Regions from separate parts of the Homo sapiens genome. Here region 1 is linked to region 2. Evidence: read pairs that join two places in POLR2A ChIA-PET (ENCODE). Cell type or tissue: Panc1. All regions are shown on one strand. Links, peaks and the distances in the headings refer to the core of each region. The heading gives the core; the rest is flanking DNA.

Evidence for each region. ChIA-PET counts read pairs that join two places held together with the same protein. Peaks named below come from ENCODE experiments on the same cell type or tissue, not always from the same donor. Only the 100,000 strongest peaks of a DNase experiment are listed, where the experiment ranks them.
Region 1: POLR2A ChIA-PET joins it to region 2 with 10 read pairs; 2 of 35 experiments call an interaction of 5 or more read pairs at or near these places.

What each region holds. Positions count from the first base shown.
Region 1 is chr1:218,984,549-219,001,318 of GRCh38, reverse strand. No RefSeq gene overlaps it. Among named protein-coding and RNA genes, the nearest start is that of LINC01710, 74 kb to the right of the region's middle. In Panc1, for the core only: no CTCF peak of the experiment used is centred there; no DNase peak of the experiment used is centred there.
Region 2 is chr1:219,051,793-219,068,562 of GRCh38, reverse strand. No RefSeq gene overlaps it. Among named protein-coding and RNA genes, the nearest start is that of LYPLAL1-DT, 110 kb to the left of the region's middle. RefSeq lists a silencer at 1,950-2,150. In Panc1, for the core only: no CTCF peak of the experiment used is centred there; no DNase peak of the experiment used is centred there; H3K27ac peaks cover 258 bases.

The sequences.
Region 1 (16,770 bases), core at 9,346-11,845, 71 kb after region 2:
CTAGGCGCGGTGGCTCATGCCTGTAATCCCAGCACTTTGGGAGGCTGAGGCACGTGGATCACGAGGTCAAGAGATCGAGACCATCCTGGCCAACATGGTGAAACCCCATCTCTACTAAAAATACAAAAATTAGCTGGACATTGTGGCCCGTGCCTGTAGTCCCAGCTACTCGGGAGGCTGAGGCAGGAGAATTGCTTGAACCCAGGAGGTGGAGGTTGCAGTGAGCTGAGATTGCACCACTGCACTCCAGCCTGGTGACAGAGCGGGACTCCACCTCAAAAAAAAGAAGAAATATATATGGGTTGCTATACACACGTTTCTCTTACTTTTTCAGCTAAGAGGACTTAGAAGAAATGACACCCCAGTAGAAATAAGCATACCATCTAGTACCCAGATTTTGTTTTTTAATAGCAATTTCCAGTAAAAAGGGAACAAGGTTTCTTGGTGAAATGACTGTTTACACTGGTGATTCATTTACATTGGTTATTCAAAGGACTGGGGCAGAAAAATGTGCAAGATAAGCCTGGAGCATTTTGTAGTGCCAGAAACAAAAAAGTGCTAAACAAAAGAAAATCCCACAATGATGGAGATATGTCAATGGAGCACAGAAGCCCACTGAAAGAGCTCCAATGGCCAGAGCTGGAACAATTGAAGCAATGAAATAAATGAAAGAGTATTGAATTATCAACAAAAGTATAAGATAACTATCTATGAGTCTATACTAATATAAATACATAATTGAAAAAATAAGGAATTGGGGAGATTAAACAAACCTGCCATGCAGAATAAGACCAAATAATTTATATAAAGTAGTTACTCTGACCTCAAGGAAGTGGAGCTTAACTCCCCACTCCTACAGTGTGGGCTGTACATAGATACTGTCTTCTAAATAGTCTAGTATGGAAAGGGGAAAAATATTAACTTCACAGTGAAAAAGGCAAACTTTACATCAGCCAGGTGGTCAAGATTAACATCAACAGTGACAATTCACATTAATAGTATATACACTTTATATGATGTAATGAAAAGAAATACTTTAGCTTTTTAATTGTTCCTGACAAATCTCATAGCGTCAGTCAAAGCATGAGAAAAACAATTTAAATCTTGATTGAAGGACATTCTTCAAATGCCTTCTCAAAACTGTCAAGGTCATCAAAAACAAGGAAAGTCTGAAGCACTCTAGAAGCCTAAGGAGACATAATAACTAAATGTAATGTGGCATCCTATATGGGATGTTGGAAAAGAAGGAAGAATACTAAAATTAAAGAAATTTAAAAATGAAAGAAAGCTGAATAAAGCATGGACTTTAGTTAGTAAAAATGTATTAATATTGCTTTATTAATTGTAATAAATCTGCCATTCTGACATAAGATGTTAATAATTAGGGGAACGGCATGTGGAGTACATTGAACCCTCTGTCCTATCTTCACAATGCTTCTGTAAGTTCCAATCTATTATAAAATAAAAAGTTTATATAAAAGTGAAAATAAATTATAAGAGGATCTCGGTATCTGGAGTAAACTGATTTTTAAAAATAAAAATTTGAATACATGTATATTATGTTAATCTGTCAGGAGTTATATACACGTATCATTTTGGGAATTTCAGGGGATATGAAATCCAACGATAATATTACTTTTACTGAGCACAATACTAGAACTCTGCAGGCATTATCTTACATATCAAAAAAGGCTGCAATGCAAATGCTCTTATGCTAAACAAACTGAAGTTAATTTTTTTGGTTCTAATTTCAAAGTTAGTGGGAATATACTCACTTCTGGTTTCCTTTATCATGCACCATTTCCAGTTTTGGTTTCTTTTATCCTTGTTTTTCTCCACATAGTAATCACCTTACAGATTATATTATGCATCTGAGAAATATGTAAAGCCTCTATAGTTTCTAAGATCAACAGTAATATAATTCAACTCAATTAGAATTATTGTTCACTACAAATAAAATGTGCTTCCCTTCTTTAAAAAAAATCTAATTTTCTTTCTCTTTCGCTATCCAGTTATATATATTTTATATATATATATAAAACAATACACCTTGTCATCAGTGGTTTGCAATAATGCCTTTCTTGATTGCATAAGTGATCAATGTATTGTTTTTTTCTGTTACAATGGTCTGTGTATTTATGTACTGATACTGCATTATTTTAACTATAAAGCTTTTGTGATATGCTTTAATATCTGGCTAAGTATTCTTCATTTCATTTCTTGCTTTTATTTTTCTGGGATTTCCTAGCTATTCTTGCTTTTTTATTCTCTCTAATGAACTTTATCATTTATTTGTCTAGCCCCAAAGGGGAAAAATAAGCCCAATGGCATGTTTAAGGTTGTGTTAACAACAATTTGCTGCATATTTCACAATAGCAAGGAGAGATTTGTAGTGTTCCCAAAACTAAGGTAAATATTTGAGGCTACACTATCCCAATTATCCTAATTTGATAATTACACATCCTATACATGTATAAAAATATCATGTGTATCCCCAAAATATTCACACCTAATAATATCAATACACAAAAACTACCAGTCATGGGAAAAGGCACAAAATTACAACATTTAATGAAGATAAACATCAATAAATCAAACTGATAGAGAAAAAATATTTCATTAAATTTGTAAATTAGGAAGACTAGCCTGACTGACATGGAGAAATGCCATCTCTACTAAAAATACAAAATTAGCCAGGCATGGTGGCACATGACTGTGATCCCAGCTACTCGGAAGGCTGAGGCAGTAGAATTGCTTGAACCCGGGAGGTGGAGATTGCGTTGAGCCGAGATCATGCCCTTGCACTCCAGCCTGGGCGACAAGAGAGAATGGAGCATTTCTTCCATTATATCTTCTTTCATGGTTTTAATATATTGAAGACTATTCATTTTTATAATTTTATAACTCCTTATTTAACTATATTATTTTGCTTATGTTAGTACTGAATTGATACTTTCAGGTTTTTCTATATATGCCATCATATCATCTGCAAGTAGAGATAATTTTACCTTTTTCTAACTTTTATGCCTTTACTTTCTTTTGGCTATTTGCATTGGCTATTACATCTATACAATATTAAATAAAAGTAAATATAATGAACATCCTTATTTTCTTTGACGTTATTGGAAAAAAATCCAGTGTCTGTATATTAAATAAGATGTTGGCCTTGTGGTTGAAAAATACATAAATACGTACATATACATATGACACACTGAATGGCACAAAGTAGGCTTGAAGAAATAGAAAGGTTAAATATGTTCTTGCATGGTAATACTCAACATCATAAAGACAAAAATTCTTCCTAAATTAATTTACAAATTTAACAAAATTTTTTTTCTGGATCTCTTTGACTTATTGATGTTTATCCTCATTAAATGTTGTAGTTTTGTACCTTTTTCCATGATTGGTAATTTTCTTTGGTATTGATATATATTAGTTGTACATATATATACATATGTAGACACATACATAAAATATGTATACACACAAATTAACTCAGCATGTCAAAAAACAATGATATATAATTGAACTGAATGCCCTTTAACATTGATGAATATTCACGTTAAACTCATTTTACATTGATATGTAAAATATATATTGCATTAATATATGATTGAATTTTTAACATGAATGTGTATTGAATTTTTGTTAAATGCCTGTTCACATTTACAAGTATATCATATGATCTTTATCCTTGTCTCTGCTAATAAAATTGATTACATTAATGAATTTCCTTAGTTCAAATCACCTTTGCTTTCCTGGAGTGAACCCTTCTTAAGTAGAATGTGGGATTCTTGATGTGCTGCTAGTTGTTTGCTAATATTTCACTTAAGATTTTCAAATTGATATTCACATGTGAGACTGGCTTGTAGTTTTCTCTTCCTCAAGGAATGTGTCTGTCACCTTTACTAAACTGGAAGCTCTTGAGGGTACGTTCAACAGTAATTTTCTTATACACGCTGAGTGTCCAACAATTCAATTCAATTCTAACACCAACTACCTGGAGTCAGCACAGACCCCACAGGTTAAGGGGCTCAGTCCACCATAAGACTGTCCTCACTTCAAATACTAGCTGCAAGTTCAGCGTCTTTAGGCTATTTTTCATTCTGATCATATTCAAGGGATCCCATGACCTACCTTCGGTTTTGATGATCTTCTACAATCACTCACAGAACTTACAGAAGTCACCGAAAGCGCTGTATCATATAACCAAATGGAAGATACAGATGCGGCAAGATATTTATTGAGGAAACAAAGGGGATACACAGCTTCCATGTCTTCTGTAGGCATACCACCTTCCTGGAACATCAATGATTTTACCAACCCAGAAGCTTCCTGAACTTAGTTGTTTCAGAGTTTTATCTGGATGTTTGTTACGTAGGCATGGTTGGCTAAATCACTGGCCATGTGATTTGAGATCACACCAGCCCCTTTCTCTTTCCTGGAGACCAGAAAGTGGTGCTGAAAGTTTCAACTCTATATTCAAGTGTTTGGCATTATTTCTGGAGTGGCCAGTTTCTCCCTGGAAACTGTCTAAGACCCCACCGTGAGTCAGCTTGTTAGCCTAAGCTCAGGTATGTTACAAACAGGGTCACTATGAATAATAGAAGACACTTTTATCACTCAGAAAATGCCAAGTGGTTTAGAAGCTCTGTGCCAGGAACTAGAAACAAAGACCATATATATATATATTTTTATTATACCACAGAGATCATACTGTGTATTTTTTTAGTGGCTAGCTAATATAGTGACTAGCACCAGTAGGGGGTGCAAATAATTATATATTAAATGAGTGAATACAAGAGTGAATGAGCTATATTAGTTTCAACTAAGCTGTGGTTTATTTCAGGGAGGAAATTTGAACTTGCTCTGTGTACATGATATTTGGGAATGTTAATTCATTGAATATCCTTTAAGAGTTCCCCAAAGAACAGGTCACTGCAATCCAAGGACTTGCAATCCTGATTTAAGAATTGCCAATATGAGGCTTTTCATCAAAGTTTTCATTGTAACTTATCAAGTCTACAGTTATTTGAAAGCATGAACCTTGCATTGATTCAAGTAAGAAGACATTCGGGATAGGTCCAAACATCACATTTTCTTACTGCTTTCTTCTTACACAGGTACAGATTAAGAGGGCTTTTTAAATTCTATTTTATTTTATTATTTTTATTATTTTAGAGATAGGGGTATCAATATGTTGCCCAGGTTGGACTCCAACTCTTAGGCTCCAGCAATCCTCCTGACTCAGACTTCTGTATCACAGACGTGTCACTGCACCCAGTGGACATTTTAAGCGTTTTTAAATGTGTTGTCTTTAAAGGTTTTAAATTCTAGATTATCTCTCTTTCTCTCCCTCTCTACGTGTATGTATATGTATATAATCTCCCATGTATACCAATGTGAAAAGTTCTAGTTTTCAGATCAGTTTGAGAATAAAAACTAATTCAATTTGACAGCCATACCTGATACTCAGTTTTTCCTCCACATTTTTAATCATCTGGATTTTGTAATTCTGTTGTGTTTTGCAGGAAAAACAACTGTGTTATGTGAGAGATAAAACTTTTCAGTTTTCCCATGTTTTATTTTTTCAAGCCTGTCAGAATTTTTCCATCTGGATAAGTAATGCAGAGGGATTTTTTTCTTCCATTGCTATCATCCCTTATGTGAATTATTAATATATGTTTTTATTTATAATCCATTATCTTTAAAAAAAAAAAAAGAGTCATGGCTGAGCAAGATCCAGCTGCACTTGGGCTCATCGAATGTCCCTAAGTATTTTTCAAAGTTTTAGCATATTCCCAAACATGTTTCCATGAACATTTTCCCTTTATTTACAATCTCTTGTGTGTTTAAGGGAAATGTAAGCCTTATGTTTCTATTTCATTTATATTTAACTCATCAAAATGTTTTGTAAAGCAATTTAAATGTCCAAGAAGATTTTTATTGCTGATTTTCTAAGAAACAGAAAGTCCTATTTTGCCAACAAAACCAATGACTACAATTTGGGCCAGAACTTGAAATCAACAAGGTTTGAGTAGGTTCTAAACTTGGCGAATGTTTCTCTAAATCACTTGTTAGGAAATCTTCATTTGACAACTACGAAAAGGCAGTTTCATGAGCAAACTGGTCATTACAAGACTTACTGCTCAATTTCCTTTTGCTAGTATCTAGCAGTGGACCAAACTATAGTTTTTCAGAAGTATAGAATGACATACAAACCATGTGGGCATATTGTAGAATGCACCTATCAGCTGACATGGAATGAATAGTACTTAAATTCTAGTTTGTGAGGAAACATTAAGGAACTAAATTATTCCATGTCTTCATAGAGTTTTCCATGCTAATTCAATAAGCGAGTAAGATTGAGGCAACTTACAGATTCTTCACTTATTTAAAAGCTCAAAATGCTTCTCAAATCTTTTAGCAGATTTTACATAGGCAATCAATACAGCAACTCAGATTAGTCTAGTCTTGGCTAGTCATTAAAGTAAGCTAAGACTGATTTTGCAACAATATTAACAGGTCAAATGAGTATATTGGAGGGTAAAGTAGAAACACTTCCTGAGCTGATTGAAAATTAAAAAAAACTGCCTTTTATGAAGCATAATTGATTTATCTTTCAGTTTATTCAAATCAGTAAAATAAATTTTGATTTATTGAATGAGGTTCTTAAGCAAATAGAGAAGAAATTTATTCTTTCATAAATTTGAGGGTTCAAGTTTGTGGTAACACTGGGAGTTACAGCATCATTTTTTAATGTTGTACATACTTGATTTTAAATACTGGTTCAGCCGTTTGACTACTCTGAGCTGATTTTCCTATCTTTAAATAGGAAAAACATATCCCCTTTTCAGGGTTGCTGTGTAAAGGCAGGTGTTTTAGAAATGCAAGTTCTCATAGCATGAGAGCTCATAGTATCTGGTGGTGTTCAAGCCTGGGGGAGACCACTACCTGAAGGAGATATTGTAAAGATGGTTTTAGCATCATCTGGGCATCATACTTGATTTCAATGCATTTTCCAACACTAGTCTATTCCTTTCTGACTCCTTCACCCAGGGATGTGTCTATTTTTTTTTTAAGTGTGCCCTAGACTCACATAGCATCATTCTGACATATGATCTGTAATCTAACAACCCACTAAATAGCTACTAAAATTCATTTGAGAAACTGCATTTGCCATTTTGACAGAGAAGTTAACACTTCAAGTAAGGGAGTCCTTGTTTTAATAAGACCTGAAAATATGCAGAAGGAGGCTTAGGGAAGTGTATGAGTCTCAAAAAGCCACATATTGAGTACCCCAATGCTGGTTGGAGAAGAGTATAGCTCATGGGAGCTTTTTGATTGTTTGTTTTTGTCTAGGATTTTTAAAAGCATTAGTTCATTATAAAACAAAACAAAAAACATTTCTTTATAAAACCATAGAAATAGAATAGATTCTAAAAGGAACCAATAAGAGGATATCCACTGGGCACACATGCCACTCCCTTACTTCACATTCCCAGGACAACCTTGACAAGTCAGTCACAGCTGTTTTTGCCATTGAACTCTTGCTGAGCCTCAACGTTATTTACAATGTCTCATTCCATTAAGTTATTATAAATCTATTGGTGCTAACAAGTGCACTTTTGTTTTTAATCTAGGCCATTCTTTTATTCAAGAACTATTCTTAGACATACCATTATCAACTTCATCCCTAACATTATTAGAAAAACAAATTGGGGTCTTTCTTTATTACAAAACTTCTCAAAGGAGAAATTCTACAAAGAAATTTATATTTGGAAGTGGACATAGTTTACTCTAATTGGCCACCATAACTAGTAAATATCATGAAGATACTAGCAAGATGAAAGAAATCCTGGATCTGTCTTGACAAATATGAACTTACTAATGGAAATGTATGCTTTCTTATTTGTATAAAAATGAAAATTTCTTGTTATATTTGTTGCACGAGAAACAACTCTTCATGACACTGATGAATTGTGTTGGTTGTTTCTGAGAGGTGGTTAAAACAAGTTTGATGAAAAAGGCCACTGCAGCATGGAAAACAGGAAGAAACCACAAAGGAAAGAAAAAAAGAATAGTTTTAACTACCTGAAAATCTAAAACTCACTACCTCAAAAAAACCAAAATCAAAGTTTAAAGACAAAAAGCACTAAAAATATTTTGTAGTATTTAATTGAAAAATAGAAATATGCTTGCTTAATAAATGTCACTGAACAATCAATAAGATAAAACAACACTACTACAGAAAAATGAGCAAGGAACATGAATGACTGCACAATTCACAAAAACACGTGATAGAAATACACTCTGAAGTGATTTAACATGTCTAGTTTCTTTAATAATAAAATAATTTCTAATTGAACGATCAGTAAAATACGTTTTTCACATATCCAATCAATCAAAAATGTTGACATGATTGTCACCAGCATTGTTAAATATGGTAAACCAGGCCGGGTGCGGTGGCTCACGCCTGTAATCCCAGCACTTTGGGAGGCCGAAATGGGTGGATCACGAGGTCAGGAGATCGAGACCATCATGGCCAACACGGTGAAACCCCGTCTCTACTAAAATACAAAAAATTAGCCATGCGTGGTGGCGGGCGCCTATAGTCCCAGCGACTCAGGAGGCTGAGGCAGGAGAATGGCGTGAACCTGGGAGGCAGAGCTTGCAGTGAGCCGAGATCGCGCCACTGCACTCCAGCCTGGGTGACAGAGAGTGACTCTATCTCAAAAAAAAAAAAAAAAAAAAAAAAAAAAAAGGTAAACCAGAGACTGTACAGCTTACTGGAGGGAAGGAGAACTTACTTTTGAAAGTCACTTGAGAAATATGTGTCAAGGAGCTTTAAAAGTTTAATGCTTTTAATTCACTATTTCAAAATATAATAAGTGTCCTTATAATCAGAGATGATAATCATTAGAGGTTCACAGCAATACTATTTATAGAAGTGAAAAAATGAAAACTATCTAAAATGTCCAATAAGGGAAATTTTCAACACAGAACTCCCGTGTAATAGGATATTATAGACCTATTTAAAGTGATGTTCTTAGCATTTTTTAGTCACAGAGACAATGACGGTGATATGTGTTCAACTGGAAAAAAATCAAATTAAAAAGCTTTACTGTAGCTGACATTTGCTGACTGTTTATTACATGGCAGATATTTATCTTATTCATTCTGTAAAATATCCTCATGTGATATGTGCTATTTTTATTACCAGTTTACAAGTGAGGAAACTGAAGCTCAGAGAGGTTAAGTGGCTGGCCCAAAGACACACATGTAAAAAGAGGCAGAATCAGAATGTTTCCCCATGCAGTCCAACTGTAGAACCTGCGTGCTTTTCAACTCACAGTCTTGCCTCAATTTTCTAACCATTAACAAAATTGTATGTGTATGTTTAATACAAAAGTATGGGCGGGGGCATGGTGGCTCACACCTGTAATCCCAGCACTTTGGGAGGCAGAGGTGGGCGGATCACCTGAGGTCGGGAGTTTGAGACCAGCCTGACCAACATGGAGAAACCCCGTCTCTACTAAAAATACAAAATTAGCTGGGAGTGGTGGCGCATGCCTGTAATCCCAGCTACTCAGGAGGCTGAGGCAGGAGAACTGCTTGAATCGGGAGGCGGAGGTTGTGGTGAGCCAAGATCGTGCCATTGCACTCCAGCCTGGGCAAACAAGAGCAAAACTCCATCTCAAAAAAAAAAAAGATGTATATATAGCAAAAAGAGTGAAAGAAAACACAGTATACTATTAATAATGTATACCTCTCTGCAGCAAGGCTTTTTACTTCTTCTTACGTATTTTATATTTTTCAAAATTCTCACATAAATATGTATTAATTTTATATTCAAAGACAATTAATATTAAATATAAAGAGAAAATTATAATTCCATCCTAACATATTTAGACATTGGTGTAATTGTGTATGTCACATGCTCATTCTTATTATTTAATTTTAGAGTGGAGAAGGAGCAGTTTTTCCATTTCCCTGAAAAGAATTGAGTGAAGTTGACAGCAGGATTGCAGAAGTGGGAGGACCCAAGGTGAGGGAAGCATGGTTGGGAATTTCTGCTATCTGTTTGTCATTAGGATTTGTTTTTCTTTCCTTCTAAGACTTAAATGTCTTTTAATTATAGGTCAGCTGATTCTGTAACTGAAGAGTTGAGTAGCGGATTAAATACAGCCTGCTGTTACTGTAATAAGGAATGATTAGGATCTAGAACAGTTTTCTCTCTTGCATGGAAAAAAAAGCACCAATTAGTATTAATGAATCACTGCTTGTATAAGGCAGCCAGGTTTCTAGTTTCCCCAAAATACGAGAATGACCTAATTTTGCCCAAGAAATTTTGTTTTCTTATTATTATTACTGTAGTTGCACTTTTTATAAATGAAATCTTTGTATAAAGGACTATCTAAAGTTTTTAGGTATACTGTTTAGAAATAATGATTAAGAGTATATTTAAATTTCTTACATTAAATATAAATGTACTGAGGCTGAAAACAAGAGCTTATTTTTGGTTACATATCTGAATTAAACCTGTGTACTCTTATTTTGGTAGCTTAGTCAAGGATTGATTTTATTGTCTTAATGGAAGGAGAAAGGAGGATACTGTTTGTCAGGGACTGTTGAAATAGTCATGCTGTTCATTTGTGGTGTGTGATATAAATGTAAACCTTTCGGAAGGTAATTTGGCATATTTGTCCAAAAGCCTGAAAAATGTTTGTACTGTTTGATAATATACAAGCATTTCTAGGAATATATAACTAAGAAATAATTATAGGCACAGGAAAGATTCACAGTTACAATGTGTAAAGTTGGAAACAGCCCAAAATGATCAACTAGGGATTCCTGTTACAGAGGAAGAAACTTTCTTCTGTCTTGTTCAGGGCAGTATCCCAAGTGTCAAAAACAGTGGCTGACTGGCCTGAACACATGCATGGAGGGTGCCAGCCCCATGCCTGCCAGTGCTCTGCCCCCGTGCCACCACCACTACTGGTGCAAACACACCCATGGATGCCAGAAGCCCCACACCCCTCTCCCATGTCACTCTGTCACCACCACCACTGCAAACACCCTGATGGAGGCCAGCACCCATGTGCCTGCCAGTGCCACACCTCAGTCAACAAGGGTGCACCCTGCCATGCTGCTGCTGTTGGTGGTAGTTGCAAATGATCACAGATCCCACTACCATCACTCAATGAAGCACTTTGGCTGGCACCACCCAGCAGAATGTTGTGACCAGTGGTCTGGGAACACCTCAGCCTCTACAGTACAGTAGATCCCTAACCTCAAGGGGACAGAGAACAAAGCCAGGGGCCTGATACCAGCTCCCCAGAATTAGAGGATGCAGCCCAGGAATCCTGAGCTGGGGCTTGGCCCCCTAAACCATTCCAGAAACAAATCCAGTCAACCAACTCACTTTATACCACAGTCAAACCCCCAAGGACATAAAAGAGGTTAAAAGAAAAAAAAAAAAGAACCCATCCAAAGGACAACAACTTCAAAAAATAAAAGAACATCAGCCCGCAAAGATGAGAAAGAACCAGCACAAGAACTCTGGCAACTCAAAATGCCAGAGTGTCTTCTTACCTTTAACAACTGCACTAGTTTCTCAGCAATGGTTCTTTACCAGGCTAAAGGGGCTGAAAGAACTGAAATAGAATTCGAAGTATGAATAGGAATGAAGATCATTGAGATTCAGGAGAAAGTTGAAACCCAATCCAAGGATTCTAAGGTATAAAAATAAAATGATACAGGACATGAAAGACAAAATTATCATTTTAAGAAAGAACCAACCTGATCTGATAGAGCTGAAAAACTTACTCCAAGGATTTCAGAATACAATCAAAGAATTAATAGCAGAATTGACCAAGCTGAGGAAAGAATCTGAGAGAACAAACACTGGATCTCAAAAATAACTCACTCTGGCAAAAATAAAGAAAAAACAGTAAAGAAAAAGGAAAAAAATCTCTGAGAAACATGGGATTATGTAAAGACACCAAATCTGTGACTCATTAGTGTCCCTGAAAGAGAGGGAGAGAAAGCAAGCAACTTGGAAAACATATTTTAAGATATCATCCATGAAAATTTCCCTAATCTCACTAGAAAGGCCAACATTCAAATTCAGGAAATGCAGAGAACCGCTGAAAAACTCTTCACAAGAAGATCATCTCCAAGACACATAGTCATCAGATCCTGCAAGGTCAAAATGAAATAAAAAATGTTAAAGGCAGCTAAAGAGAAGGGGCAGGTCACCTACAAAGGTAACCCCATCAGGCTAACAGCAGAACTGTCAGCAGAAACCCTACAAGCCAGAAGAGATTGGGGGCCTATATTTAGCATTCTTTTTTTTTTCTTAAATAATATCTTAAATAAAATAATTTCCAACAAATAATTTCATATTCATCAAAACTAAGCTTCATAAGTGAAGCAACAATAAGATCCCTTTCAGACAAGCAAATTCTAAGGAAAGTTATTACCACTAGATCTGCCTTAAAAGACGTCCTGAAGGAAGTACTAAAGGAAGTACTAAATATAGAAAGGAAAGACCATTACCAACCACTACGATAACACACTTAAATACATGAACCAGTGAAACTATACAGCAACCACACAAACAGGTCTGCATAATAACCAGCTATTAATAATAACACAATGACAGAATCTAGTCTTCATATATCAATACAAACCTTGAATGTAAATGGGTTAGCCCCAGTTAAAAGGCACAGTGTGGCAAGTTGGATAAAGAAGCAAAATCCAATGGTATGTTGTCTTCAAGAGACCCATCTCACATAAAGTGACATGCATAAGCTCAAAGAAAGAGATGGAGAAAAATATACCAAGGAAATGGAAAACAGAAAAAGCTGGAGCTGCTATTCTAATTTCAGGCAAAACAAACTTTAAAACAATAAACATAAAAAGACAAAGAGGGCCATTATATAATAATAAGGGCTCAATTCAACAAGAAGATCTAACTATGATATATGTACAATCTTATATATATTATATAAGATCTTATCTATATGATATATATTATATATCTTAGCACCCAGATTCATAAAGCAAGTTCTTAAAGACCTAAGGAGAGACTTAGATAACCACATAATAATAGTGGGAGACTTCAACACCCAACTGACAGCATTAGATCATCAAGGCAGAAAACTAACAAAGATATTCGGTGCCTGAACTCATCACTTGGCCAAATGGACTTATTACACATTTATAAAACTCTCAACCCCAAAACAACATACTATACATTCTTCTCATCTGCACATGGCATGTACTCTAAAATTGACCACCCAATTGGTCATAAAACCATCCTCAGCAAATTAAAAAAAAAAAAAGTTGAAACCATACCAACCACATTTTTGGACCACAGAGCAACAAAAATCGAAATCAATGTTAAGAAAATCACTCAAAACCATAAAATTGCAGGGAAATTAAACAACCTGTTCCTGAGTGACTTCTGGGTAAATAATGAAATTAAGGCAGAAATCAAGAACTTCTTGGAAACTAGTGAGAATGAAGAAAAACATATGAGAATCTTTGGGACACAGCTAAAGTAGTGTTAAGAGGGAAGTTTATAGCAGTAAATGTCTACTAACCAAAAAGTTAAAAATATCAAAAATTACGAACCTAATATTTGAACTAGGGGAACTAAAGAAACAAAAGCAAGCCAACCCCAAAGCCAGCAGAAGAAAGTTTAATATCCAGAATTCATAAGGGGCTTAAACAAATGTATGAGCAAAAAAAAAAAAAAAAAAAATCCCAGAATGTATAAGGAGCTTAAACAAATTTATAAGAAAAAAAACACTTAAAAGTGGGCAAAAGACATGAAGAGATTTTGCAAAAGCATATGACCAACAAGCTTATGAACAAATACTCAATATCACTAAACTTTAGAGAAATACATATCAAAATCACAATCAGATTCCATCTCACACCAGCCAAATGGCTATTACTAAAAAGTCAAAATTAACAAATGCTGGCAAGGTTGTGGAGAAAAGGGGACTCTTATATACTGCTGTTGGGAATGTAAATTAGTTTAGCCACTGTGGAAAGCAGTTTGGCAATTTCTCAAAGAACTTAAAACAGAACTACCATTTGACCCAGCAATCCCATTGCTAGGTATATATCCAAAGGAATATAAATTGTTCTACCATAGAGACACATGCAAGCGTACGTTCATCACAGCACTTTCCAGAATAGCAAAGACATGGAATCAACGTAGGTGCCTGTCAGTGGTAGACTGGATAAAGAAAATGTGGTGCATATACATCATGGAATACTATGCAGCCATGAAAAAATGAGATGACATCATTTGCAGCAACAAAGATGGAGCTGGAGGCCATTTTCCTAAGCAAAGTAATGCAGGAAAAGAAAACCAAATATTGCAACTTCTCACTTGAATAAATAAATAACATATAATTAATAAAAGTAATTTTATCTGAAAATATTTAAGAGAAAATTAAAAATTTAGTTAAATAGGCAGGATAAATCAGTATGTGCAGTATATTAAGTTTATTTAAAGTGAATTTATTTCTACAATTTGCATACTTTCACATGCCAGTGAACATTTGGAAGAGTACAGAATTAAATGCTAACATGGGTTGCTCCTGGGAAACAGGATTAAGGTTGTGAGGCAAAGGAGATAGATTTACTTTCAATATATAACTTTTTGTATTATTGGTCCTTGATCCAGACATATGCTTTTCAGTTTTAAAAGGCTAGCTAAAAGTGTATGTATATTTTTCTTTCTGTGTAATGTTTGAAAATTAAAAGTCAATTTGAAAGCCTCATACCAAAATAAAAATATTTCAGTTTTCTGTTTTGTAGAATTACTGTAGGATTTTTTTTTCATCATGCTCTTTTTGTATTTTTCTAATTTTTTTAATAAGCATGCATTACATTGTTGTAAGCCTTAAAAGTAGTTAAAAGTTACAAAGATATAAGTCGAAGCAAATGATCTCCTTATAAGTTTGTCTGAGCTGTGGATTATAATTCCTGGGAGGTGCAGGTATGATACAAAGAGAACATTGGTATTCTTGAGATTCAGATATCCTGGCAACTAAAACTAGGGATTAATAGAGAAAGTTTCTCATGCTGACAAAATGTGATATATCTCTAGGTTTTATTGGAGAATAAAGAACTGAGGGAAGAGAAGAGATTTAAAAAAAAAAAGGTTTTATAGCTTGATACAGGTTGGTATCTCTACATCCCTACTAGATCCACAGCACTTAAGGAACTCTGAACTCTTTGCTGAATGCTGTAACAAATGTAGCAGAATCTGGGCAGGGGACTGAGATTGAGCAAAGTGATGGGAGTGAAAATGGAAATATGGAAGCAGAGTGAAGGTGACAGAATGGTCTGTGGGGGCCATGACCCTAGGGAGACATTGTGACCTACTACAGTATTAGTCCATTCTTACACACAGTGATTTGCAAAAGTGTTTTCATTGATGCTTTTCCAAAATTTCATGCACTCCAGAGTAATGCATACCTTTGTGCTTCTCTTCTCTAATTATACCTTGATTTATAACATGATATTCAGGCAGGAGGAAATTAGCAGCCTAATTCCCTCGTGGGCAGCAAAGTTGCCCTTATGCAAACACTTTGGTGACAGGAAAAATGCTAAATGTTTGCAGTTGTAAATCAGGAAAAATGCAATGGGCTTCGTTATTGCTAAGCAAGACCTTCATTGCCTCACCTTTGTCACCTTGCTTTCACTGCTCTGCCAAATGCACTCTGGCTTCTGGCTTCCCCAAACATCACTCAGCTGCAGCTGATCTCATCCTGGTCTCAATCACCTCTAATTTTCAAGTCAGGAAAATGGCATTTTAAATTCTTCATCTTACTGGATCACTCTGAATAATTTGGCACCACTGACCACTTTCTCATTCATTATATTTCTTTTTTGAAAATTAAAGAGAGATATTCCCAAGTGGTCCAATACCAGTTCTTTTTCCATTGCAGATACTTTGGGAAATCTCAAACACTGAAATGTAACTCCTTTATATCCTTTCAAATCTCCACGGAATCCTAATATCTCTTCTTAGTGCAAGGCTCATAGTTCTAAACACATTCCTACAGTGTGATCCAAAAACCTTATAGACATTCAAATCTCATATTTTTAAATTGTGCTAGTTATCTTCTAGCAAATATGCTCCTCTATCTTTATTTCTCTTAATAAATGTAAAAATAATCTAGCCATTCTTCCAAGCTAGAATGGTAGAGGCTTCCTTCTCTCCTCTGTTCCTTTTATCCACCTGCCTTACTCTAACCCACCTGTATATCACGAGAGTCACCATCTGGCCTCAAACCACATCAGCTTCCTACCACTACTCCTCTCATGAGAGTTTAAGATTCAGCCTCCCGGAATATCTCTCTGGCCCCTGAAAACAGCACATTTTGTAATGACACATGGTGCCCTTAAATATGTTCTTTCTTCTGCCTAAAATAACATTTGCTGACTTGTTCAACTGATGGAAACATACTTGTCTTTCCAGAGCTATGCCACGTGTACCTCCTGCCTGATGTCTTCCCAGATGTATACTTCAGGAAGAATTAAATATTCCTGCAATTCTGGTTTCACAAAATATTATATGTAGTTCTATTAATTTCCATTCCATTGTATTTTCATTGCTCTTTTCATGACTTTATTTCCCATAGTTTCATGAAAACAGGAATTAAATCAACTTGAGAGGTTTTCCAAGAATATAAAATAAAACAAATAGATGAAAGTGATGAAAGAAAATATGAAAGATGT
Region 2 (16,770 bases), core at 6,009-8,508:
AAATTGGCCAGGTGAGGTGGCTCACACTTGTAATCCCAGCACTTTGGGAGGCCAAGGCGGGTGGATCACGAGGTCAAGAGTTCAAGACCAGCCTAGCCAAGAGGGTAAAACCCCGTCTCTACTAAAACTACAAAAATTAGCCAGGCGTGGTGGCAGGCATCTATAATCCCAGCTACTCGGGAGGCTGAGGCAAAAGAATCGCTTAAACCCAGGCAGCAGAAGTTGTAGTGAGCCGAAATCACGCCACTGTACTCTGGCCTGGGTAACAGAGTGAAATTCTGTGTCAAAAAAGAGAGAAAGAAAGAAAGAAAGAGAGAAAGAGAGAAAGAGAGAGAGAAAGGAAATGGGGAAATTGACATTTGTTGATTATTTCTTAGGTGCCTGGGGTCTGCCCATCCTGTAAAAGTGGCACTGACGCTACACAATCTAGTTTAATCTGTATCCCTGTATTATCAAATCAAATCATTCCTCAATCCACTAATAAGATAATCAAGCTGGTAGTTAGCTTTGTGCAAATAATATACCTTCTGCTTTACTAAATCATAGAGTTTTTAGATGAAATACATTCTGAGGAGATAGATGTGTTCATAATAGGTAGTCAAAAATAGGGTATGTTTTAAAAGGTAAAATGCTACTTTAAATACATAGGATTATTGAGAAAATTCAAAGAGATACTGTGTCCACTCAAAGCTTTTTTTAAAAAGAGAGATAATAATAAGACTATATTGATTTTATAAAATGGATGACTAAAGAGTAAAAATGAAGATTCTATAGTATTGACTCGACACAGCAGAGGAATCAAGATGGTCTCCCTGAACTCCTTTTATCTGATAATGTTCCATAGCACTTACCCCAAATCACCAAATTTTTAGCCAGTTTTTAAAAAACGAACTTTGACACTTGGCAAATTCATGAGGAAGACATGTATCCAGGTTTTATGGCCCAGCTCAACATTGGACTGTCTTGGGCCTAGCACTCTTTCGGCTCTTTAATTCTCTGAATAATGTCCGCCTATACAGCTGAGAGAAATTTGTCATCTTCTCAGTTGTTATAAGTCATCACTTTCATGCCCTACCTACAGCACATGTGAATTGTGGGGGCTTAAGGGAAAGTGCGCTTGTGCATGTCAAATTGCCTACAAGAATGGACATGGGGGTTGGAGGCAAGCCCTTTCCCACCTCTCCAAAGAGCAGCAGAGATGAGATTCCTATAGTTATTTATTGAACTTGGATTTTCAATCATTGCTGAGGTATAATCATGCCTTCTCTTGTTTTGTTTTTTTTCTTTTACAATTACAGTACTTCATTATTGCCACAGGGGGAACTGTTGGCTTAATTTTGCTTTGGAGACACTGCTGCTGAAATTATTAAGCTAATGATTTATGCCCTGTGTGATACAGCAATCTCTTGTGCTTAAAATGGTTACTATGTTTTGTTTACTGTTTATAACTACCAGTGGTTGTGCCACAAGAAACCTCTGCCAGCTTGCAGAGTTTATTTATCCCTGTGGATCTTTAGAAACCACTGATTAATATAGAAAAAATTTGAATGGTTTATATTAAAAAAATCCCATAAGCTATGAATTAAACCACTGTGCTCTGCTATATAGGAAGAAAAGTTAAGTGAGAATGAACAATGGATGTCAAAACCTACTGACTCTCATATTTGCTTCTGATTTTATCAAAGTGGAAAATATGAGTACTTTTCAGGAATACAGTGCTGTGACTCCATCAGTTTTGGGCAATGAGATCACCAGTATTTCCCCTTGGGTGCTGCACATTTTACCATATTAAGGAACCAATTTGCTTAGAGAAATGTTGCACATGTTTAAAGGCTGTTAAGTTTGATGGCTGGCAGAACTCTCCCATTTAGCCCTGAGGCTGGGCCTTCGTGAATGAAGGCTTTACAACTGGCCTGCATTTTTTGTTCTGAGGGCTTTTTGTAACCAAAAGCTTACACGGGGCAATCATAGGGCAGGGAGGGACATGGTTTGCAAGTGTTGATTTGTTTAAAATGGCAAAATGGTTCTTATACAATGTTTAAGTCTTGACACTGCTCTTTCACCAAGAGAAGCAAAGAAAATATCACTGTTGTTTTGGGCAGCTTTAGCCCAATTCCACACCTTCAGTCTTAAGCATCACTTGCTTACACTTCAAGTATACCTTCCTGCTGGTTTCTTAACCTCATCAGTTCTTTTGGCTTGGTTTTGACTTCAAACTAGTTCTCCACCTCTCTCTTTTGGACAGCTCCACATTTCTGTTCCTCCTCTGATCAGCCAGTTCTGATTATTCCCAGGGCACCTTTTCTCTATGGTCTCAAGTGATTCAGTCAAACAAAGAGTACCCTTCCCTGAGCAGACCTTGGCCATCACACACAACCAGCCATCCCAAGTACAAGACAATGCTGACATTTTTGCAACAAAGCTGAATGTAACGCTAAAACTTTTCTCAGTCAGGGATCTGTAAATGTGATGAATGTAGACAACTCTGCCTAAAAGACAGAACTTGAGCAATTCAGTTTCTAAGCAGGAAAGTGAGGGACAGACCTTAATTATGGGAACAAAACTGTCCTTATGTTTTAATTTCATAATTTGAGCATCTGTATATAGCTTTAGCCACAGATATTCCCTTTATATCAGACTTCCTGTACTAAAGTGCTGTCAGACATTTAAGAGGAAGATATGGGTAGATGGTTAAAACACCAAAGAATAATAACATCTGTTTTATTTCTCCTCAGAACCCATTAATTTTCTTCACAAAGATGCACACTTTGGACATAAAGAATATTTATGATATTACAGTGTGTGGGAGTATGGAAAACATATTAGCCAAGTGGCAACTTTAATTAAGTATACCTGCCTAATTTCATAGGGGTTTTCATTCAGTATGTGTTTTCATCTAGAGCCTTAGAACACTTCCCTCTTGTGTTAGAAAAATGAAATTAAAGAAACAGAAACTCTGATGTAATTTAATTTAAATTACATCAGAATTACACTAAATGTTTTTTGATGAATTCTGTTTAAATTTTAACACAAATTTAGAAACTAAAACCTATACAGCTTAAGTGTCTTGCAGATTATTTTTAAAAACTCAAAAAATGTAATTTAATTACAGATCTTTAAGTCACAAAATCTAAAACCAGTGTGGTATATGATTTGAAATTTCATACTAACCACAAAACAGATTAAAATATAATGCTTAATAAACATGGCAGGCAAAATATCTATGATATGTAAAATTTTATAATATGAAAAATTCTAAGCTATAGTAGATAGATACGGAGATTAGACTTCTTAGTGTTAACCAACTGAATAATTTTCAAGTATTTCCAGTGAAAAATATTGAAAAAAACTGGAAAACCAAACGCTTTTTCAGGGAAACCGGAGACCAAGAGTTAAATATATCAACAAAAACAATTGATATTATATTTTTAAACATTATGTGTGATGGTACATTTTCTGTCCACAAAATTGTAATATTGGGAATCATTTTGTGAAATTACCCTATACATAACCATATTAGGAATCTATTTGTACCCTAGCAGCCCCTCTTGTTTTTTGAAGGCTACATTCTGAGGGTTGAAGGGAGATTGTGCAGTCAAAAGTTATCAGAAACACCTCAAGATTTTAACTCAACTCCAGAACACACATAAGACTTCCTTTACAAGAAGAGTATTAAAAGTACTGCACTTACTTGGTTATTTTGGGGGATTTTAAAGTAAATAGTACATGACAGAGTAGTGATCCTACTCTAATTTGTTCATGTAACTAGCTTTTATTGAAGTATAATATGTATACAAAGAATGTACCAACCTTAAAGGAGTAACATTTGGTTAATTTTGACAAATTAAGTTGTGTAACCACCACCACAATCATGACATAAAACGTTTCCATCAATCCAAATTTTCCTTCATGACCCTTGCAGTCAATCTTTACACCCTCAATCCTTTTTCAGCAAACACTGATCTCCTCCTTTGACTCTAGTTCTGTCAGAATTTCATATAAATGGAGGTGTATAGGTCATGTAATATTTCACTAGGCAGTCTTGGTACTGGGTTCCTTTCATTTATCATAATGCTTTTGAGATTCATGTATCGAAAGTTTATCTTCTTTTAAACTTCTTTTTTTAAATTCTTGAGCCTATTATATGATTATAAAAAAATGAGTTTATCCATTCACCATATGATGGACATTTTGTTTGTTTCTAGTTGGACCTATATTAAGAATAAAGCTCTATGAAAATTCCAAGCACACATTTTTCGTGGCTATATGTTTTCCTTTAAAAAAAAGTAATACCTAGAAGTAGGATTGCTAGAACATATAACACCTTTCTAAAAAACTGCCATATTGCTTTCTAAAGTGGATGCAATATTCTGCAATATACTAGCAATATATGCAATATATGCAATCTCCAGTCACTTCGTATCCTTTTCAGCCCTGGGGATTATCAGCTTTTAAAACTGTAGCCATTTTAGTGGTCATGTAGAGATATGTCATTGTTCTTTTAACTTTAATTTTTCTAAACATTACTGATATTAAGTATTTTTTTGTGTGCTTATTTGCTATTTGTTTGTCTTCTTTGGTAATATGTCCATATATTTCTCCCTTTTTAAATTGCAAATTTTTTATTGCAGAGTTGTGAGAGTTCTTTATATATTTAATATATACCTCCTTTATCATATTATGTCATGAACATACTACCTCTTAGTATGTAACTTACACTTTCATTTTTAAAACAGTATTCCCTAAACAACAATTTATAAACATTTTGATGAAGTTCAATTTATCATTGTACGATTTGTGCTTTTCATTCCTATCTGAGAAATCTTTTCTACTCCCAGCTCAGAGGAATTTTCTGTTTTATTCTGAAAGTTTAAAAATTTTAGCTGTTCTATTTAGATCTAGCATGCATTTGAAATTAATTTTATATATAGTATTAGGTAAGGGAGGTTTATTTATTTTCTTGCATACGAATATCCTCAATTGTCCTGAAACATTCATTGAAAAGACTATCTTTTCCCTTTTGAATTGCCTTGACACCTTAGTTGAAATTAATTGCCATATTTGTATGTGTCTATATCTCTTTTCTGTATTCTGGCCCATTGATCTGTATATCTTTGTTCATACCGATAACCAGTATCTTGATAGCTATAGCTTTAAAGTCTGAAATAAGATAGCGTAACTCCTCCAGATTTGTTCTCCTTTTTCAAAATTGTTTCAATTATTCTAAGTCTTTTGCATTTCCACATAAAATTAACATCAGCTTGTCACTTTCAACAAATAAGCTTGTTAGAATTTTGTGATTGCCAATTTTAATGAATAAGTTCATTGACCAATTTGAGGAGATGAATTTGAGGAGAGAATTTGGAGAGACATCTCAACAATATCATGTTTTCCAATCAACAAATATGGCATATACCACGCTTTATTAAGTCTTCTTTAAATTGCCTTAGTATTTATTTATAGTTTTAAGTGTAGAAGAATTGCATGTATTTGGTCAAGTTTATCCATAATTCATACTTTATGCTATTGTTAATACCCCAATTTAATTTTTAAGATACAAGTGTTAGCTCACTTATTAGTTCTAGTAGGTTTTTGTTAGACTTAAAATTTTCACCATAAACAGCCATGGCATCTATTCATAAAGAGATTTATTTTTCCCTTTCCAATTTGTATGTCTTTCCTTTCTTTTCCTTGCCTTTTGCTCTGGCTGCAACTATCAGGATAATGTCAAAAAGAGCTGGTGAGAACAGTTATTCTTGCCTTGCTCATGATCACTCAGTGTTCCACCCCCAAATATGATGTTAGTCGTTGTTTTTTTCTAGATTTTTTTTTTCAGAATATCTAAGTTGCCTTCAATTTTTGGTTTGCTGAGAATTTTTATATTATGAATAGGTGTTGATTTTTGAGGGGAAGCTTTCAGTGTTTCACCATTAACTATTGTGTTACTTGTATAAACACACACACACACACACCCCAAAAACCAAAAACCAAAAAATATATATAAAATTTGTTTAAATTGAGGAAATTTCCTTCTTCTTTTAGTTTGCTGAGAGTTTTTAACATAAATGGGTAATAAAATTTGTCAGATACTTTTCCTGCATCTATTATGGTTGATAAAAGAAAAACTTCAGCCAAATTAAATTTAAAAGAGTTTAATTGAGCAATGAATGATTCACGAATCGGCAGCCTCCTGAGTCAGAGTAGGCTCAGAGACGCTAGTGCAACCATGTGGCAGAAGAAGATTTTATGGAAAGAAAAAGGAAAGTGAGGTACAGAAACAGCTGGATTGGTTATAACTCAGAGTTTACCTTATTTGAAAATGGTTCAAAGAGTTGGCTACATTTGATTGGCCAAAACTCAGTCACTGGCACAACGGTAGGCTAGGGTCTGTTTACACCTCCACTTGTTATAATTCAAGATGTACAGTTAAGTCTTTAGGCCGAACTTAAAATATGTAAGGAGGCAGCTTTAAGTCAAACTTGATTTAACAGGGCTTTTCTCCTTTATTGTAATAAACAATGAGATACATGGATTGATTTTCAAATGTAAAATCAACCTTGCATTCTTGAGATAAAGCCGGTTGGTAAAGATGTGTTATCTTTTTAAATATTTTCCTTAATTTAATTTTCTGAAAGTAACAATTGTTGTGTCTGTGTTAACATGGGATACTGGTCAGCAATTTATTATTTTTTTGTAATATCTTTGACATTTTTGACATCAGGGTACTGCTTGCCTCATAAAAGGAGTTGGGAAGGTTTTCCTTCTCATCTATTTTCTGGAAGTTTGAGGAGAACTCCTAGTATCAATTTTCTACTTAAATATATTTCTTTAAATTCCCCAATGAAATCAACTGGACCTGAAATTTTCCTTGTGGGAAGATTTTTATCCATAAATTTAATTAGTTACTAGTATAGGACTATATTACTAACATTCCCTTATTATCCTTTTAATTCCTGTAGAATCAGTATTAATGTTCCCTCTTTCATTCCTGATATCTTTTTTGGTATGTTCAGACTGACTAGTTGTTTATCAGTTTTATTGACCCTCTCAAAGTAGCGTCTTTTGGTTTTATCCGATTTTCCCTTGTTTTTCTGTTTCCATTTTCAATTATTCCCATACTTATTTTTATTTTTTTCTATTTTATTGCATATTTTGGTTAAATTTCCTCCTTTTTTTCCTAAGGTGGAAAAATATATCACAGATTTTTTTTTGAGAACTTAAGGATGACATATTACAGATTTGAGACCTTGTTTATCTTCCTGATACAAGCATTTTATGCTATAAATTTCACTCTAAATCCTACTTTCTTGCTTCAGTCTATAAATTTTGATATGTTATTATGCTAGTTATTAATTGATTCTCATCTCACATCCATCTATTTTTGTCCTGATTTGGGAAACTAAAAACGAACCCTGTAAAAATTTCCCTTTAGACAGCTGCTTAATGTTAGCCTTAGTGGTTGCTGGGGGATCACTGCAAGACAAAGCAAAGGAAGAGGCTTCTTTCTGGTGTGATTTTTCTTTTTCTCCCATAGTAACCAGTGATGTGCAGGCGGCTCAACAGTACTCAGTCAGTGAGTTTCTCCAGCAGTTCAGAGGGCTGCTTCTGGTGGAAGAGCTCTAGGAAGACAGTGCTACATGAGGACCTCTTTGTTTTTTTTTTGAGACAGAGTCTGGCTCTGTTGCCCAGGCTGGAGTTCAATGGTTTGATCTCGGCTCACTGCAACCTCCACCTCGTGGGTTCAAGCGATTATCCTATCTCAGCCTCCCAGTAGATGGGATTACAGCCTCCAAGTAGCTGGGATTACAGGCACCCGCCACGAGGGCCTGTTTCTGCATAGTGGCCGTGGCCCTCCATTATTTCAGCAATGGATTGTTTCTTTGGACCACCTTTGACCAGCCTGTCACTTCATGGACACTCTGCAGGGAGTTTCCATAGAACAGCTCCAGCCTACCCGACCCTCTACTGAATTTTCCAGATACCCAGTGGATTCCTCTTATGAATGAGCTCTAGCTGCAACCTCTGGCAAGTTTGTTTGCCATAGGTAGATTGTAGTTGCTTGTAGTAGTCATACTCTCTCTAATAAAGTCTGTAACTTAGACAAGCAAGGGGAGGGGAATATCTTCCAACTTCTAAACTCCTTTCATCTGTATTCTTACTCACCAGAAATAATGGATGGTTTCTGCATTTATTACTCCTATATTCCACTAGTTACCTATATTATTAACCCTTTACTAGTTAATAGTTCTTCACCCTAAAATGTTCGTGTTGAACATATTGCTGTGGTTTCTATCTACTGATTGGAACTTGACTAACTTGTGTTTCTATTTACCTTTAGTTCAAAATATTTTCTAATTTCCCTTATGAGTCCTTTTTTGACCCAGAGGTCATTAAGAAGTATGTTGGGCTGGGCGTGGTGGCTCACACCTGCAGTCCCAGCAATTTGGGAGGCCGAGGTGGGTGGATCACCTGAGGTCAGGAGTTTGAGACCAGCCTGACTAACAGGGAGAAACTCCATCTGTACTAAAAAATACAAAATTAGCTGGGTGTGGTGGCACATACCTGTAATCCCAGCTACTCAGGAACCAGAGGCAGGGGAATCGCTTGAACCCGGGAGGCGGAGGTTGCAGTGAGCCGAGATCGCACCATTGCACTCTAGCCTGGGCAACAAGAGTGAAACTCGTCTCAAAAAAAAAAATGTTGCAAAAAAAAAAAGATGTTGCCTTATTTCCATATATTTTAGTATTTTCAGGATGAATTCACATTATTTAATTTTAGTTTAATTTTGTTGTGGCCAAAGGTGATACTTTATATGATTTATATTTTTTCTTTATTGTGGTAAAAAAAACACATAATATGACACCTACTCATTGTTGTACAACACATCTCTAGAGCTTTTTCATCTTGCGTGACTGAAACTCTAGATTCATTGCATAGCAAATCTCCATTTCCCCCTACCCTGAGTCACTGGCAGCTAACATTAAACTTTCCATTTCTATGAGTTTTTACTACTTTTGATACCTCATATAAGTAGAATCATGTGGTATTTGTCCTTCTATAACTAGCTAATTTCACTTAACATAACATCCTCAAAGTTCACCCATGTTATGGCATAGGATAATTTTTTTTTCTTTTTAAAGGCTGAAAAGTATCCCATTGCATGATTATGCCACATTTTCTTTATCCATTCATCCATCAAAGGATTTTAGTTGTTTTTACATCTAGGCTATTGTGACTAATGCCAAAATGAACATGAAAGTGAAAGTGCACATATTATTTCAAGACCCTGTTTTGAATTATTTAAATAAATACCTGGAAGTGGGATTGCTGGATCATATGATACTTCTACTTTCAATGATGAGAAACCTCCATATTGTTTTTCATAAAGATTATAGAAGTTACATTTGTACCAATGGTGCACAAGGGTTCCCTTTTCTCCACACCCTTGCCTAAACTTGTTATTTCTTGTTGCTCTCTGTTTCATTTTTGTTGTTTCTTTGATAATGGTCATCTTGAGAATTATGAGGTAATATCTCATTATGGTTTTAATTTGCATTTTCCTGAATATTAGTGATATTGAGAGTCTTTTCATGTACATATTGACTACTTGTATGTCTTCCTTGGAGAAAGGTCTATTTAAGTTCTTTGTTTATTTTAAAAATCAAATATTTCATTTTTTTTCTTATTATTTAGTTGTAGGAGTTCCTCACATGACTGGATATTAACCCCTTATCAGATATGTGGTCTACAGATATTTTCTCCCATTCTATATGTTCCCTTTTCACTCTGTGATTGTTTCCTTTGCTTTACACAAGCTTTTTAGTTTGATTTAATCCGGCTTGTGTGTTTTTGCTTTTGTTGCCTCTGCTTTTAGTGTTATATCCAGGAAATCATTGCTAAGATCAATGTTATGAAGCTTTCCTTCTATGTTGTTTTCTCTGAGTTTTATAGTTTTAGGTATTACACTTAAGGATTTAATACATTTTGAGTTGATTTTTGTGTAATGTGAAAGATGAGTCCAGTTTCATTTGTTTGCATGTGGGCATCCAGGTTTCCTAAATTCATTTGTAAAACAGACTATCATTTTCCCATCTGTGGTCTTGGTGCCCTTATCAAAGATCATTTGACCCACTATGTAAAGGTTTATTTCTGTACTCTCTATTTTCCTCTGTTGTCTATAGACTTGTCTTTATGCCAGTACCATCCTATTATGATTACTCTACCTCTGTAATATGTTTTGAAGTCAGAAAGTGTGAGGTGTTTTTAGCTATCTGGGTTTTCTTTTTTTGTGGTTTCATATAAATTTTATAATTTTTTTTCCTATTTCTGCAAAAAGTACTATTGGGATTTTTATGGTAGTTGCATTGAGTCTGTAGATCACTTTGGCTACAATGGACAATTTAAAAACATTAAATTTTTTATTCCATGAACCTGGGATATCTTTTCACTTATCTGAATCTTCTTTAATTTTTTCATGAATAAATTGTGTTTTTCAGTGTACACATCTTTCATTTCCTTGATTAAGTTTTACCTAAGTATTGTATTCTTCTTAATAGTATTGTAAATGAGATTGTTTTCCTTATGTCCTTTTTGGATGTTTATTATTAATTAATAGAAATGCAACTGATTTTTGTATACTAAGTTTGTATTCTGCAACTTTGCTGAATGTGTTCATTAGCTCTAATAGGTTTGTTTTGGTGGACTTATTCATGGTTTATATATATAAGATCATGTCATGTGTTAATAAGGACAATTTTATTTCTTCTTTTACAATTTGCATGCATTTTATTTGTCTTTCTTGCCTAATTGCTCTGGCTATGACTTTCAGTACTAGAAATAGTACTGAATAGAAGTGGTGTGAGTGGGTATCCTTGACTTGTTCCTGATCTTAGCAGAAAAGCTTCCAGATATTTTTTAAAGCATTGATTATGATATTAGCTGTGAGTCTTTCACATATGGCTTTTTTATGTCGAGGTAATTTCTTTCTATTCCTAGTTTGATCAGTGTTTTTGTCTTAAAGAGGTACTAAATTTTTTTCAAGTGCTTTTTCTACATCTACTGATATGATCATCTGGTTGTTATCACTTGTTCTGATAATGTGAAGTTTCATATTGTTTGGTTTTCATATGGCAAACTATCCTTGCATTCCAAGGATAAATTCCACTCGGCCATGGTGTATATCCTCTTAATATGCCACTAAATTTGATATTAAACTTGGTTTGCTACTGTTTTGTTGATTATTTTTGCATCTATATTTATCAAGGATATTGGTCCATAGTTTCATTTTCTTGTAATATTTGTTGGCTTTCGAATCAGAATTCTAAATTGGCCTCATAAGTTTGGACTTCCCTCTTCTTCAATTTTTTGAAGAATTTGAAAAACACTGATGTTAATTCTTCTTTAAATGTTAAGTAGAATCCTCTAATGGTTCACTTGACTGTATTCTGTAAGTCCCTTAGGCTTTACTTACTTTTTTTTTTTTCTTTGCTCCTCTGACTGGTTAATTTCAAGTGACCTGTCTTCAAGGTTGCTGATTCTTTCTTCTGCATAACTGAGTCTCTGTCGAGCCCCTCTAGTAAATATTTCAATACAGTTATTGTATTTATCTACCCCAAATTTTGTTTCAATGTTTTCTCATGTTAATTTCTCATTTTTTTGATTCATTGCTTTCCTGAGATCATTGAACATTTTTATGGCAGTTATTTTGAATTATTTGTCATTTAATTTATATGTCTATTTCTTAGAGTCATTAACATATTTAAATTGAAACAAATTAGAGTGCCAATTCCAGAAACCCTTGAATCAATTCAGAAAAGTCATCTTTAAAATTGTGTTCCCCTAAAACCACTCTTAGTACCAAAATCTGTGTTAGTCATGGTTCTCCAGAATAACTGAACCAGTAGGATATATGTATATATTTTATATATATTTTATACATATATTTTATATATATATATAGTGTGTGTGTATATGCTTCATATATGTTCATATTATATATATGGAATTGGTTCATGGAATTATGGTGGCTGAGAAGTTGCAAGCTGGAGAAAGAGGGAAGCCTGCACTGTAATTTATTTCAAGTCTGAAGGCCTGATATCTAGGGTAGGGTGATAGGGGCAATGGTGTTAAGTTCCAGAACACTGATGTCTGAAGATAGATGTCCCAGCTCAATATCAAGATTAAGTTCTCATTCCCTGACCTTTTGTTCTATTTGAGTCCTCAGCAAATTGAATGATGCTCAGTCAATTGAGTAATTATCACATCTTTATTTACCTGTAAACAGTTAAAATATGGTAATTGGTCATTTTTAAAAAGAAATATCTTACTAAAATTTAGTTTGTCTGGCTAGATTGCTTTAAACAAAGTCAAAACTTAGACACACATACACACATAAAACAAACAAAAAACAAAAACAATTGCTTAGGTAAATGTTTCATAGTAAATATAGGATGCTTATCCCAGTGACTTCTGGCCTTTCTGGGTAGAATTGCTGAGTATGCACTGCATGTGTTTAAGGAGAATTGGAAGATCTAAATATTCTTCCATGATCTTTATTCCCTCTTTTTCCTTATCTTTTTCTCACTTCTCCACCTCCTTTTTCCTTCCTCTAATGTTTGGATTCTTTTCTAATTCTTCTCTGTGGCATAAATTGCTGTTCACTTAAAAACAAAAAATCAGATGCAAAAAAAATACTCTTAAAACACATGTCACTCACTCTTATTTGTACAAATCTGAATAAAGTATGTGCTTTTAAATGTTTAAATGGTAGTGACTAGAGAATATGCTGGTAGCAAATGAAGGTAAACTATAAATATATCTCTTGTTGATATTTTACTTTAATATTTTAGGTGAAAACAGTTATTATAAACACAAAATTATCCATACAATCACTTAATTCCTTTACATCATTTGCTAATATATCTCTTGTTGATATTTATTTTGCCTACCATCAGGCTTGCCAATCTAAGCTCAAAACTGGTGTAGTTTATCATTTAACATAGTAGTTGACACATAGTCCAAATCTAATAAACATCTATTGAGAGAATAAATATAACTTTTAACTCTAGAATTTTTCTTCCATTTCTAGCGTATTCAGCTACCCCATTCATTTTATCTCATGTCCTAAAGATTTTTGTTGGTTTGAGTCCCACCTTTGAAATATTCCTTGGGTTGGCATTGTGAAGCTTGTCAAGATAACATGGGCCTGTCAGGATTCCATGATCTCTATGTATTTTTACAATGTTTCTTCAACGAATACTATAGAACCTAGCCTTCTAACTGTCTCCTATCTCCTCCCTACTTTTCTTACACAACTCCACAGAAGGAAAAATGCATGCTGTGAAGATGAACATTTAGTTGATTGCTTTTTTACTCTCAACTTTGTGTCCTCAGGAGGATCTATTAAGGACCTGCTCTCATGTCAGTTGTAGATGGGGCTCATTTCCAAGAGTTAAATAGAGTTAGACTCATCCTCTAGCAATATATTCTCTGATGATTAATCAGAAATTTAGAATGAAAACTTACTTTCTTACAATTTTCCTCAGTTCTGTAATTATAAGCAAATCAAGAAAATGCTCTCCATGGCTAGCAGAGAACATAACCTAAGGTACCTTGTAAGAAGACCTCATGGCATTTTTTAAGAATCACAGACAACCCCGCCTCTACTAAAAATACAAAAAAATTAGCTGGGCGTGGTGGCATGTGCCTGTAGTCCCAGCTACTCTGGAGGCTGAGGCAGAAGAATCGCTTGAACCCGGGAGGCAGAGGTTGCAGTGAGCTGAGATCACACCACTGCACTCTAGCCTGGGTGACAGAGCAAGACTCTGTCTCAAAAAAAAAAAAAAAAAAAAAGAAAGAAAGAATCACAGACAATTTAGACTACCTAGCTTTCCTTATAAAAATATAATATTGCCATAGGGAGGCTGCTGAGCATAATTCATGCTCATCTGAATTGTCTTGTTAATATATTCTTTTCAAGGGATAAGTCAGAACAACCTGCCTGTAGGTTTGTACTTAGTGCCTATATTAGTCAGGGTTCTCAGGGAAACAGGACCAGTAGGATATTTATAATATTCCCTGGGTTGGCATTGTGAAGCCTTTCAAGATAACATGGGCCTGTCATGATTCCATGATATCTATGTATTTTTACAATGATGTATGAGTGCGTGTGTATACATATATACACATATATACACACATATTATATGTATATACACACATATATACACATGTGTATATATATTAGGGTGGTACAAAATTAATTGTGGCTTTTGCCATTGAAAATAATGGCAAAAACCACAATTACTTTTGCATCAATCTATATATACACATATATACACACACATATATATGTAATGTGTATATATGTATATATACACACATACTTATCATAAAAATATTTATTATAAGAAATTGCTTGAGAAAAAATTGTGAGACCTGAAGAAAAAAAATTGCTCACGTGATTGTGGCAGCTGGCAAGTCCAAAATGTGCGGGGTGGTCTGGCGGGCTGGAGACCCAGGAAAGCCAAAGCTGCAGTTCAAGTCTAAATGCTGTCAGCTGTAGAATTCTCTCTTGCTTGAGAGAGGCCAGTCCCTTTGTTCTCCTAAGACCTTCAACTGGTTGAAGGAGGCCCACTCATGTTATGGGGGGCAATCTGCTTTACTGAAAGTCCCCCAATTTAAATATTAATCTTATACAAAACCACCCTCACGGAAACACCCAGAATAATCTTTAACCAGATAACTAGGCATCCTGTGGCCCAGCCAACTTAACACATAAAGTTAACCATCACCATGCCCAGGAAAACTTCAGGATAATTTTCTTTGCCAGATACACATTCAGAAGACAAATCAAATGTGAAATGAATTACTTATTTTACAAAGAATGCTCTAGTATAGAATGTTCTTCTGGGGGATTTCAAGGATAAGAAAATCCTAAATGAAGAGAACTTATAAGAGAAGTATACCTCATGAGTAAATCACAGTAGTGAGAAAATCTCCAAAGAGCTATAATTATAGCTAGATGTTTCTGTGAGGGTGTTTTTGTATAAGAGATATATTAGCAAATGATGTTGTCAGAGATAAAATGAAAAGAAGCTGTCAGCAGGCAAACTAGATAATTTATACCAGCACCCCCAAAATTCCTTTATCCTAAGTTTTGTGATAGCTCATCATACAGATCTCTTCTGTCCAGGTAACAGCTGAACTTAGCTCTGCAATTCATTTTGCAAAGGTATTTTTAAAATATTTGAGACTGAATTACTTTAATATTTTAGGTGAAAATCGTTATTATAAACACAAAATTATGTACACAATCACACAACTCCTTCACATCATTTGCTAATATATCTCTTGTTGTTATTATACCAAAGCATTTTTAACTTTAAACAAAGTAGCAATTCCTTTTACACACTTTTTTTTAAAGTAGATCTTTGTTATTCAGGTAGAAAAGGACTGTGAAAATTCTCTAGTGGCATGTTTTGCTACTTCTGTTGAACAGTATAAAGACAGCACAGAGCAGTGTTTTTATTTTTCAAAATACATTACTCTTTTAAAGTATTAATATGTTTTGTCCTTTGTTTTTTATTTCTGTCTATAAAATCCAAATTTTACATAAATAATGGTACCTTGGGCTTTTCACTAAAATATCAGGGCCAGGACTCTTAGCTTCCTGGAGTCCTATTATAGTACATAAATAACTTTGCAAATATGGCTCTTAAAACTTTTAATTGAATAGTGTCATAAAAATACACCTGGCATACTTATTTTCAAAAAATTTAGTCTCGAACACTAAAGTCACCTTATCCATTGAGACTTTCAGTATCATTCCTTTTATATTTCTTTTTCCCCTAAAGGCGTTTCTGTGCTTTAGATTATAGGACCATTATAGTCCCTAAAGCAAATCTTTGGTATTTCAATGTCTGCTCCTAAAAGCTTCAAGACATACAAATCAACTTGTATGTCATTATTATGACTTTAGTCCTTGACTTCTCATTTTCTAGTCCAGTGTTTTGTTTTGATTTTAAATATGTGCTTGGGCATTTGTGTAGGACAATGAAGATCTTCGGTTCTTTTGATAATTTTGTATTTGGATTTTGTCACTACCTTTTAGATGTCTAAAGTATAAAACATCCTTAAAGAATTTTTCGAATAAAGTTAACAGTGTAGCCTAATCACTGTGCATTTATCTTTCCACTCAACTTAAAACCACTAGTGACTCAGGTAAACATGAAATAATAGGATAATATATTGTGTAATAATTATAAAAGGAAAAACAATACTGAGATAAATATTAAATATTGAGGCATTGCTCAAATGTAAGAGAGGGCCCCTGAAGTGTCCAAGTGCCACTTGGTGGCATCACCATTCCTACCTGCATCATAGTTGTTATTTCAAAGGTTCGTTTTGTATTCTGCATCCTCTAAAGAGAAGAATCAGCAGAAATTTACTCATTGTGTTTATATTTAAATGTTTAGCTCCAGCAAACAGTCCAGAGTGTTAAGACCATATAGTGAATATACCCTTCAGATAACAATAAATAATGCCAAATTGGACGTAAAATACAAGTCCTATGGCTAAGAAACAACCATGGTGCCAGGCTGGAAAATTAAGACAAAAGAGGAATGAAATATTTTTTAATTGAGAGAGCAGACCTCACTGCCATGTTAAGGAATTGGAATAACATGATTTTATGCCCATTACCAAGGAGCTATGCATCATTTTGGTCACTGCAGTAATGAGGATTATGCTAGGCAATATTACAATAACAAA